Regions from separate parts of the Homo sapiens genome. Here regions 1 and 2 are each linked to region 3. A link is a contact called in ENCODE Hi-C or POLR2A ChIA-PET data. All regions are on one chromosome and are shown on one strand. The core of a region is the stretch at or near the end of the contact, and the rest is flanking DNA. Distances in the headings are between cores, read along the strand shown.

Region 1 (3,065 bases), core at 566-3,065, 270 kb before region 3:
TCCATAGGACAAGCCACGCCAAGGCCAAAGCTGAGGCAGCGGAACAGGCCGCCCTGGCTGCCAACCAGGAGTCCAACATTGCTCGCACTTTGGCCAGGGAGCTGGCTCCGGACTTCTACCAGCCAGGTAGGGCCAGCCAGGGAAGGATGGGCAGGGTAGGGCTATCCCTAGGGTGGGCGCTTTTCTTTGCTTACTGGAATCTGAGATGCCCAAGTGGTTTCCTGGATGCCCGTGAGTCTCAGAAACTGGGGCATGGTGCAAATGTGGGATGGGATGATGCAGGGGTAGGTGGGGAGACACATCTCTGCCTTCATGCTGAGCTCGAGGGGAGGGCAGCAGAGTCACTCCAAGTGGTCTTTTCTCTCTGCTCTGAGCAGGGAAGACAGTTGGAGCTGGTGAAGCTTAGAGGAGAGAAGTCACTGGTGGATGAGAGGGAAAAATGGCTTCTTGCACTTGCCCAACAGTTTCAGTCAAGCATTGAGCACTGTCCATGTGTCAGGCACTGTACCAGGCTCTGGGGTTACATAAGTGGGTTCCAAAATCTAGGGGAGCAGAGAGTCACAAAAACAACAGAGCTAGGGGTACCATAAACAGACTCTGCATTCATTCAAACCCTGATTCCGCTGCTTCCCAGCTGTGAGACTTTGAGTGAGGTGTTTAACCTCTGTAAACCTCAGTTTCCTGATCTGTAAAATGGTAGTAAGAATGGTGCCTGCTTTTTTGTGCATGGATTAAATGCATGTAAGGTACATTCCCAGTCCTCAGTAAGCTCTCAGTGACTGTGGCTGTTGTTTCATGATTATGGTTCCATTTCACACAGCAGGATGAGCACTGTGCGGTTAGAATGGGAGAGGAGGGAGCTCACAGGAAGCAGTTAGGCAAGAGGAAGTGTTAGAGAAGGCTGCCCTCAGGAGAGGCCATTTGAGCTGAATCTTGCAGGCTGAACAAGAGTCTATCAAGTCAGTGGGTCTCAAATTTGACACAGATTGCTGGGTCCACCCCCAGAGTTTCTGATTCAGTAGGTCTCAGGTGGAGCCCATGAATGAATGTGCATTTCTAAGGATCAGGCGATGTGGATACTGCTAGTCTGAGACCACACTTTGAGAGCTGCTGTACCAGATAGCGCTGGGTGGGATGAGTGGAGGAGGTGCAAAGGCACAGAAACTCGGACAGAGCAGCATGCCAGGAAGCCACATCACAAAGTAGGCTGTGGGTCCTGAGAATCGAGGCTGCAGAGTAAGGAGGACCTCCCGGCCTTGGTAGAGATCTGGCACATGGATAGAGTGGTGGGAACCCCTGAGGGACAGAGATGGGGATTCTCTGCGATGAAGGTTTTGTTTTTTTGTTTTTTTTGAGACGGAGTCTCGCTCTGTCACCAGGCTGGAGTGCAGTGGCGCGATCTCAGCTCACTGCAACTTCCGACTCCCTGGTTCAAGCAATTCTCCTGCCTCGGCCTCCTGAGTAGCTGGGATTACAGGCACGCGCCACCATGCCCAGCTAATTTTTGTATTTTTAGTAGAGACAGCATTTCACTATGTTGGCCAGGATCGTCTCGATCTCCTGACCTTGTGATCCGCGCGCCTCGGCCTCCCAAAGTGCTGGGATTACAGGCGTGAGCCACCGCGCCCAGCCATGAAGGGTTTTTAAGTTAATGACATGATCAGATGTGTGTTTTCTAAACGTGATCCTGGCTGCAGAAAGGAGGCCAAAGGAGGCCTGATGAAAAACCTAGGAGCGAAAACCTATGCCTGGGAGGATCCCTCACTTCTGGTCACAGCGCTCCCCCTGCTGGTCTATGCCGGTGCGGGGCCCTGAGCTCCGCCTTTGACATGCATTTTCTCAATCCTTCCATTCGTATTTATAAAATAGGTATGATCAGGCCCATGTTTCAGATAAGGGAATGGAAAGAGACGCGTGCCAAAGTAAAGGGCATCGCCTCTGGAGCCAGACTGCTGGGTGCTAGTCCTGGCTCTGCCCTTCGACAGCTGTGTGTCTTTGGGCAAGTGATTTAACCTCTCAGAGCCTCCCTTTGAGGTTCACAGTAGCATCAACTTCATAGGGATACTACAGGGATTAGATGAGTTAATATTTGGAAAGTGCTTGGAACAGTGCCTGGCACTTGGTCAGTGCTATGTGAGTGCCGACTGAGCCCATGAATGAGGCTCGAGAGGTGAAGTGGCTGGCCCAGGATCACCCAACAGTGGTGCGGGGTTCGAGCCCAGCCTCCCTGTGTTGCCCTGGCAGGTCCGGAATATCAGAAGCGCCGGCTGCTGCAGGAGATCCTGGAGAACTCGGAGAGCCTGCTGGAGCCCCCCGACCGGGGCGCCGGCGCAGCGGGCCTCCCACAGCCGCCCCGCGAGAGCCCGCAGCTGCACGAGCGTGAGACCCCTCGGCCCGAGGGTGGCTCCCCGTCACCGGCCGGGACGCCCCCGCAGCCCAAGCGGCCCAGGCCCGGGGTGTCCAAGGACGGCCTGCTGAGCCCAGGCGCCTGGAACGGCGAGCCCAGCGGTGAGGGCAGCCGGTCAGTCACTCCGTCCGAGGGCGCGGGCCGCCGCAGCCCCGCGCGTCCAGCCACCGAGCGCATGGCCATCGAGGCTCTGCAGGCACCGCCTGCGCCGTCGCGGGAGCCGGAGGTGGCGCTTTACCAGGGCTACCACAGCTATGCTGTGCGCACCACGCCGCCCGAGCCCCCACCCTTTGAGGACCAGCCCGAGCCCGAGGTCTCCGGGTCCGAGTCCGCGCCCTCGTCCCCGGCCACCGCCCCGCTGCAGGCCCCCACGCTCCGAGGCCCCGAGCCTGCACGCGAGACCCCCGCCAAGCTGGAGCCCAAGCCCATCATCCCCAAAGCCGAGCCCAGGGCCAAGGCCCGCAAGACTGAGGCTCGAGGGCTGACCAAGGCGGGGGCCAAGAAGAAGGCGCGGAAGGAGGCCGCACTGGCGGCAGAGGCGGAGGTGGAGGTGGAAGAGGTGAGGCTGTCGGGCAAGGTGTGCCTAAGGTCGGGTTCCCTAGAGGTAGCAGGGCTTGAGGGAGGATTCAGGGGCAGGGGATTTGGGGGTTGCTGGGGT
Region 2 (3,247 bases), core at 297-2,796, 280 kb after region 3:
AGACTGCAGGGTCATGACCCAAGGTCACAGCGGGTTCTTAGGTTAGGTTATTTTAACTTTTTTTTTTTTTTTTTGAGATGGAGTCTCGCTCTGTCGCCCAGGCTGGAGTGCAGTGGCGCAATCTCTGCTCACTGCAACCTCCGCCTCCTGGGTTCAAGCAATTCTCCTGTCTCAGCCTCCCAAATAGCTGGGATTACGGGCATGTGTCACGACGCTCGGCTAATTTTTGTATTTTTAGTCGAGACGAGGTTCCACCATGTTGGCTAGGCTGGTCTCAAACTCCTGACCTCAGGTGATCCGCCTGCCTCGGCCTCCCAAAGTGTTAGGATTACGGGTGTGAGCCACTGTACCCGGCCGGTTATTTTAACTTTTATCTTTGTACTATTGTGTAAAGCTTCTCAAGATATTGCTGTTGAGTTAATATTCAAGTACTGAGTTCCTGGTGGGAACCTGGCATGCCCATGGCCCATCACACCCTCCCCCATCACCTTGACTGTGACCCCCATGCCTAAGCAGCCCTCAGTTCCTAAGGCTTTCTTCTCTCTCGCACCACGGTGTTCTAATTTTCTGGCCAGAAGCTGGACATCAATATATTCTCCTAACTCTTCAGACTCCGCAAACTCCCACTCAAGCCCCTCCATGAGTCCTCAAGCCTGTCCCTTTCCTAACTTGCCACAGCCCAGACTTGCCTCCCTCTGTCCCACTGTTACATGGACCTGCTTACAGCTCCCTGGCCCTGCCAAATGGGGTGTGGGGGTGGGACAGTGTCACACAGTTCTCTCTCCTTGGAACATTCCCCAACAAACCTGGTCTTTCCAGCTCACCTTTTCACCTGTTCTCATTGCCTTTCCTGGAAGCCAGATGACCCTCCGATCCCATGCACCCTCTCCTGCTGCTGTCCCTGTCTTCACTGTAACTTGTTCATTTACACGCCTGCCCAGTTCAAGTGCCAACTTGATCTTATTTTGTTCCCACAACCCCACGGGTTAGGAACTATCATCGTCCCTGTTTCAAGGAGGAGAAAACTGAGGCAAGGACAGGGAAGTGACATGATCAAGACAGTTAATAAATGACATAACCAGGATTTGAACCCAGGCCATCTGACTGCAAAGCCCACGGCCTGGAATTTCAGGAAGACAATAGAAAGCTAGAAAAGGAAAAAATGAAGTCAGTGGGAAGGAAGTGAGGATGTAAGTTGGTTAGTTAAGGAGGAAGAAAATTAGGCAGCTGAGAAAGCAGATAGTTGGGAGGGAAGGAAGGAAAGGAAGGAGGGAGAAGGGAAAGAAGTCGCCAAGGAAGAAAGGAAGGAAAGAAAGTAAACAGGTACTAGGAAAGATGTTAGCTAGGTAACTAGTCAATCTGGAGACCAATAGGCGAGCAGGCAGGTATCCTGCTCACAGGTGAGCCTCTCACCTGAAAACTCCAGGTTCCTGCTCAGGTCCTGGGGAGCAGCCCCATGCACGGCTCTGCCCTCTTCTCTCTCTTCATGGTCCTTCTGACTGGAGGCACAATCCTGACTTGTCAAGCAACCTTCCCAGTCAGGAATGACCTGTCACCCACTCGCTCCTGGCTCCCAAACCGGCTCAAGTTCAACCTCCCAGCCCTGCCTGCTGGAAGCTGGCTTCGGGGCCTTCCAGTTACTAATTAACCACTGGACCTGAATTACCAAGCTGGCTGCACACACTGGCTCCTGGATGGGCCCTGCCTGGGGGACTCTCTGAATTTTTTAAAGCACAACTTGTTATGTGACCATGGGCAACTGACTTCAGCTCCCTGAGCCTCATGTGAATTGGTGACGGATGGTGTGTCCTGCTGGAGGGACGGTTTCTGAAGTCCCTTTCAACACTGGAACTGCCGCACTCTCTCAAGGTCCAGCTTAAGTGCTGACTCCTACACAGCCTTCCCTGATTCCCTCCGCTGAGTCATCTTCCCTTTCGCTTGGAACCTAGTGAACCAGCAACTGAAAGGTTGGTCTCACACAACACCCTCCTCCACCCCTTCCCTAATGGGGGCCACCAGCCCCTATGTTCAGTCATTTCATGGAAACTTCCAGGACTGGGCAGCTCATTTCCCCCTGAGCCAGCCTCTGGCAATTTCTTGTGTTAAGCCGAAGACTGCCACCCACAGCCTACCCGACCAAGCACTGCCCTGGCACCGTTCTGGGAGAATCACAGCTGAGTTGAAACCTATGCCCCACTCTGCCCTTCAGAGATTTGAGGCTCAGGAACCAGAGATGAGTTCACCCTGGAGAACAGGGAAGGCTTTCTCGGGGGTTGACCCAAAGCTTCCCAGGCCCTGGGTTCTTTTTTTTTTTTCTTTGAGACAGAGTCTCGCTCTGTCACCCAGGCTGGAGTGCAGTGGCGTGATCTCAGCTCACTGCAAGCTCCGCCTCCCAGGTTCACGCCATTCTCCGGCCTCAACCTCCCGAGTAGCTGGGACTACAGGCGCCCACCACCACGCCCAGCTAATTTTTGTATTTTTAGTAGAGATGGGGTTTCACTGCATTAGCCAGGACGGTATCGATCTCCTGACCTTGTGATCTGCCCGCCTCGGCCTCCCAAAGTGCTGGGATTACAGGCGTGAGCCACCGCGCCTGGCCGGCCCTGGGTTCTAACTCAGGGCACAGGCAGGGCCTGGACCCCTGGACAGGTAAGGAAAGCTCTGCCCAGTGACCCCTCCTGAGCAGGCTGACTTTCACACTGCTTCCTCCATTGCCTTTCCATTAAAATGTCAACAACTTTCTGGTAATTCTGGTGCCTTAAACACCGGCTGCTCTGCTGTGCTCCGGAGGAGCCCTGCATGGCCACACACCCCACCTCCACCAACACACATAGCAGCATGTGTCTGGCCCTGGTCCAGATAGGGGAGGTAGCTGGCCCAAGTGCACAGAGCAAATCAGGGCAGCGCACAAGGTCCTGCCCTTTCCAGAGCTCCTGCTGCTGCTGCTGCTGTGCCACCAAGCTCCCTCTCCTCTGCTCTTCCAGAGCTGCTTAAAAAACCCCCAAACACGCCACATACTGGTATTGGTTGCATAAAGTGTATCAAATAATTCCAACTTACAGAAGAATGTCAAATAAAAAGTAAAAGCTTTCCCTCCAGCCCATCTTCAATCTCATTTCCAGAGGCAGCTGCTGTTAACTAAAGGGTGACAATCCGGCTGGGCGCCATGGCTAATGCCTGTAATCCCAGCACTTTGGGAGGCTGAGGTGGGTGGATCACGAGGTCAGGAGATCGAGACCATCCTGGC
Region 3 (3,249 bases), core at 474-2,973:
GCTTTATCAGGAAAAGCACTGGGCTTCAGGCTAATGAATGTGGGCTCCATGCAGAGGGTATTAGGAATCGAAGTTACCCCATCAGGTTCTGTGTGGGGAGGGCAGGTGCTGGGGCAGCCTGGAGCAGGAGCCTGGTGATGAGGCTGTGACAATTGTTGGATGAGGGACAGAGGATGACTAAGGAGGGTGGGAAGTAGGGGACCTGATGCCAGAAGGGGCGTGTTTGTTTCCTGTAGCTGCTATGACACATTACCATAAACATGATGGCTTAAAGCCACAGAAATTTATTCTCTCGCAGCTCTGGAGGCCAGAAGTCTGAAGTCATTATCACTAGGCTGAAATTAAAGAGTCAAGGGCACTGTGCTCCCTCTGGAGGCTCCAGGCCAGAATCCATTCCTTGCCTCCTCCAGCTTCTGGTGGCTGTGCCACTTTTTAACTTATAGCAGCATGACTCCAATTTCTACCTCGGTGTCACATTGCCATCTGTCTGTCTGTGTCAAATCTCCCTCTGCCTCTCTCTTATAAGGATTGTATGTAGGGCCCATAAATTAGCAGATAATTTTCCTATCTCAAAATCCTTATCACAGCCACAAAGACCATTTTGCCACATAAGCTAATATCAATATTTAGGGGCTGCAGGGATTAGTGCCTGGCACCTCATGGGGGCTGCTATTCAGCCTGCCACATGGATAAAAGGTATAGATTGCTCAGACACAGGATCTCCTGCCAGGCCTCACCCACATGGCCCCTGATGACCTCCACATCGCTAAGTCTCCTGGGCGATGCTCAGTCCTCATCTTACCTGACCCGGCACAGCTCAGCTCTCCTAGTTCTCCTCCAACCCTGCAACTACTCCTTCTCATTGCCTCTGTTCATCCCTCCTCTTCTCCCCAAGGCCCTGGGGGCCAGCCCTTGGTGACCATATCTACCCACATGCCAGCCACTCTAGCCTAGACCTCTGTCCCCATCTGGAAGCCCATAAACCTGACTCTCTCAACAGCTCCACTGGGATGTCTAGGAGGGCTTTCCACATCACAGCTCCAAAGCGGGACTCCTGATCTTTCCCCAAACCTGCCCCACCTGCAGACTCCCCCTTCTCAATTGTCAACCTGTCCAACCCATCAGGAGGCCTTGGCAGCTCGGTCTTCACAACACACTCAAATCTGACCCCTTCTCCCCGGTCCCAGCCACCCTCTCCTCTCTTACCTGAATTTGGCTGCAGCCACCTCACTGGCCTCCCTGCCTCCCCTCTCCAAGTGAGCCTTTTTGAAGGTAAATCAGATGGCATCATTTCACCCAGGGTCAAAGCCAGGCCTTGCATTGTTCTACAAGGCCCCGCATGATCTGCCCGCTCCCTGTCTTCTCTCTGACCTCATCTCCTGCTAAGATCTCTCTCCTCTTCCTACTCCTTCCTCTTCACCCACACTCTGCTATTCCTTGAGCTTGCAAGCGCCATTTCTTCCTCAGGACCTTTGCACTGGCTGTTCCCCTTCTTTGGAATGCTCTTCCCTTCAATACCCCCATGACTCATTCTCTTGATCCTTTAAAATCTTGCTCAAGGGTCAGCTTCTCAATAAGGCACACTCCGACTACCCCAATAAATATTGCAACCTCCTCCAAGATTCCCAGTTCCTCACCCTGCTCCACATCCTCCAAGGCAGTCCCCGGGGCACATCATTTGCTTATTCATGTTTCCTCTTGAGTCAGCCCCTGAGAGATGGAACGTAGGAATGTTTGTTGATTTTGTCCACTGGTTCCTCCTTTGAACGTAGATCAGTGCCTGGCACATCACAGATGCTCAGTGTATGTTTGTTGCATGGATCACTGCGTATGAGGTTGAGGGAGCAGCAGGAGATCAGAATGGCTTTGGGAGTCTAATTCCATGTGGACAGTCTCCTGTCTCCATGAGGCGGACAGGGCAGGGGCAGGTCAGGGGAGCTCAGGTTTGAGTGTGGAGGGTATGAGGCACCCAGGACCTACAGAGATACCTCCCAGTGCAGCTGGCTCTCTGGAACAAGAGCTCAGAGAGACATCTGGCTGCACGAAAGAGCCTGGCCTAAATGAGCCTGGCTTTGACCCTGGGTGAAACTATAACAGAAAGTGCACCTTCTAGCCCTACCCCAGAGTCAAGCTCACCTGGGTGTGAATCCCAGCTCCTCCCATTACTGACTGTGAGACTCTGGGCAGGTTCCCTCCCCTGCTGCACTTCAGTTTCCTCATCTATAAAATGGGGACAGCCACTGTACAGCATCTCACACCGTGTTGTTGAAAGGGTTAAATGAGATGATACTCAAAGCATTGAGTATGTGGCATATGCCCTTGTCTGCTTTCCAAGGGCCAGGTGGCAGGGCAGGTAGCAAGTCCCCAGGAAGCTGGCCTGGGACTCTGATTCACCCGCAAGCCCTGGGCCCCTCAGACATTTGAGGCTCCATCTTCAACCCCTCTCTCGAAAGGTCCAATCCCCCAGCTCTGCCTCGTGCTGTAGGCATTGCCATAGTTAAAGCAGGCTCTCAGCCACATCTGAGCCTGAGTTAATTGGCCTCTGACCCATTTTTCTAGCGGACTCATTACCTCTTATTTAGCCTTGAAGACTCTGGTGGCTGATTGGCAGAGAAGCTTTCACAGCTGGGAAGAGATATGGGATCTGGGTCAGCTGCCCACTGTCCGTGAACTCTGGCCTCAGTAGCTAATGGCAGAACCAAGGCAGGCAGAATGAATTTCCTGACCCCAGGACCAGGCCCACCAGGGAGATAGAGTCACCATGTTCCCCTTGTCCCAGCCTTGCCTGGCTTCCACGTGGTTGCATTCCAGCCACCCCATGTGGGGGCTGTAAGAAAAGGGGGAGGACTCAAGTGTTCCCTCCCTGCAGGGAACCCTGATGCTTCCAAATGATGCACCCCCAGGAGAGAATGATAGACGAGTAGGCTTTGCAGGCCACCCCCAGCCTGATTAATGCATGGGCAGCACCTCTTCTGGAAGGCCAGGTATGGAGCTTTGCCGGGGCCACTCTGCAGACAGCAGGGGTAGATGGGGGCCTTGGATACCTTACACAGCAGGGTGTTGTGGGATAAAGCGGCCAGGCTGCATTCTTCAGGGCCAGTCACTGCCCCACTCAGGGCCTCAGTTTCCCCATCTGTTGAATGAGGGTTCTGAGTAGATAATCCCTAATTGTGCTATCCAGTGTCATAGCACAAGCTACATGTGGTGATTGTGCCCTTGAAATGTGACTCGTCTTGTAAGTGTAAAATA

What was found. Hi-C counts contacts between places; a loop is a spot of excess contacts on that map. ChIA-PET counts read pairs that join two places held with the same protein, here RNA polymerase II (POLR2A). Pooled maps may share reads with other maps.
Region 1: a pooled map shows a loop between it and region 3 (2.4-fold over the local background). The contact joins two enhancer-like sites. A Hi-C loop is called at or near these places in 1 of 50 pooled maps. POLR2A ChIA-PET finds 5 or more read pairs at or near these places in 3 of 52 experiments (B cell, HEK293 and Panc1).
Region 2: a map of psoas muscle shows a loop between it and region 3 (10-fold over the local background). The contact joins the promoter of SGK2 here to the enhancer-like site in region 3. A Hi-C loop is called at or near these places in 1 of 168 maps with a recorded cell type or tissue (psoas muscle) and 4 of 50 pooled maps. POLR2A ChIA-PET finds 5 or more read pairs at or near these places in 2 of 52 experiments (A673 and OCI-LY7).

Annotation. Positions count from the first base shown.
Region 1 is chr20:44,115,566-44,118,630 of GRCh38, reverse strand. It overlaps JPH2 (junctophilin 2), which reads left to right. Exons shown (of 6, transcript NM_020433.5): 3 at 8-126; 4 at 2,245-2,966. Among named protein-coding and RNA genes, the nearest start is that of JPH2, 70 kb to the left of the region's middle. RefSeq lists an enhancer at 1,688-1,982. Within about 2 kb of position 1,815, at least 5 of the 41 ENCODE cell types and tissues checked have a DNase peak (open chromatin) inside an H3K27ac peak, as active enhancers do.
Region 2 is chr20:43,557,326-43,560,572 of GRCh38, reverse strand. SGK2 (serum/glucocorticoid regulated kinase 2) reads right to left here and starts at 1,546. Exons shown (of 13, transcript NM_170693.3): 1 at 1,414-1,546.
Region 3 is chr20:43,842,050-43,845,298 of GRCh38, reverse strand. No RefSeq gene overlaps it. Among named protein-coding and RNA genes, the nearest start is that of LINC01728, 51 kb to the left of the region's middle. Within about 2 kb of position 1,723, at least 4 of the 41 ENCODE cell types and tissues checked have a DNase peak (open chromatin) inside an H3K27ac peak, as active enhancers do.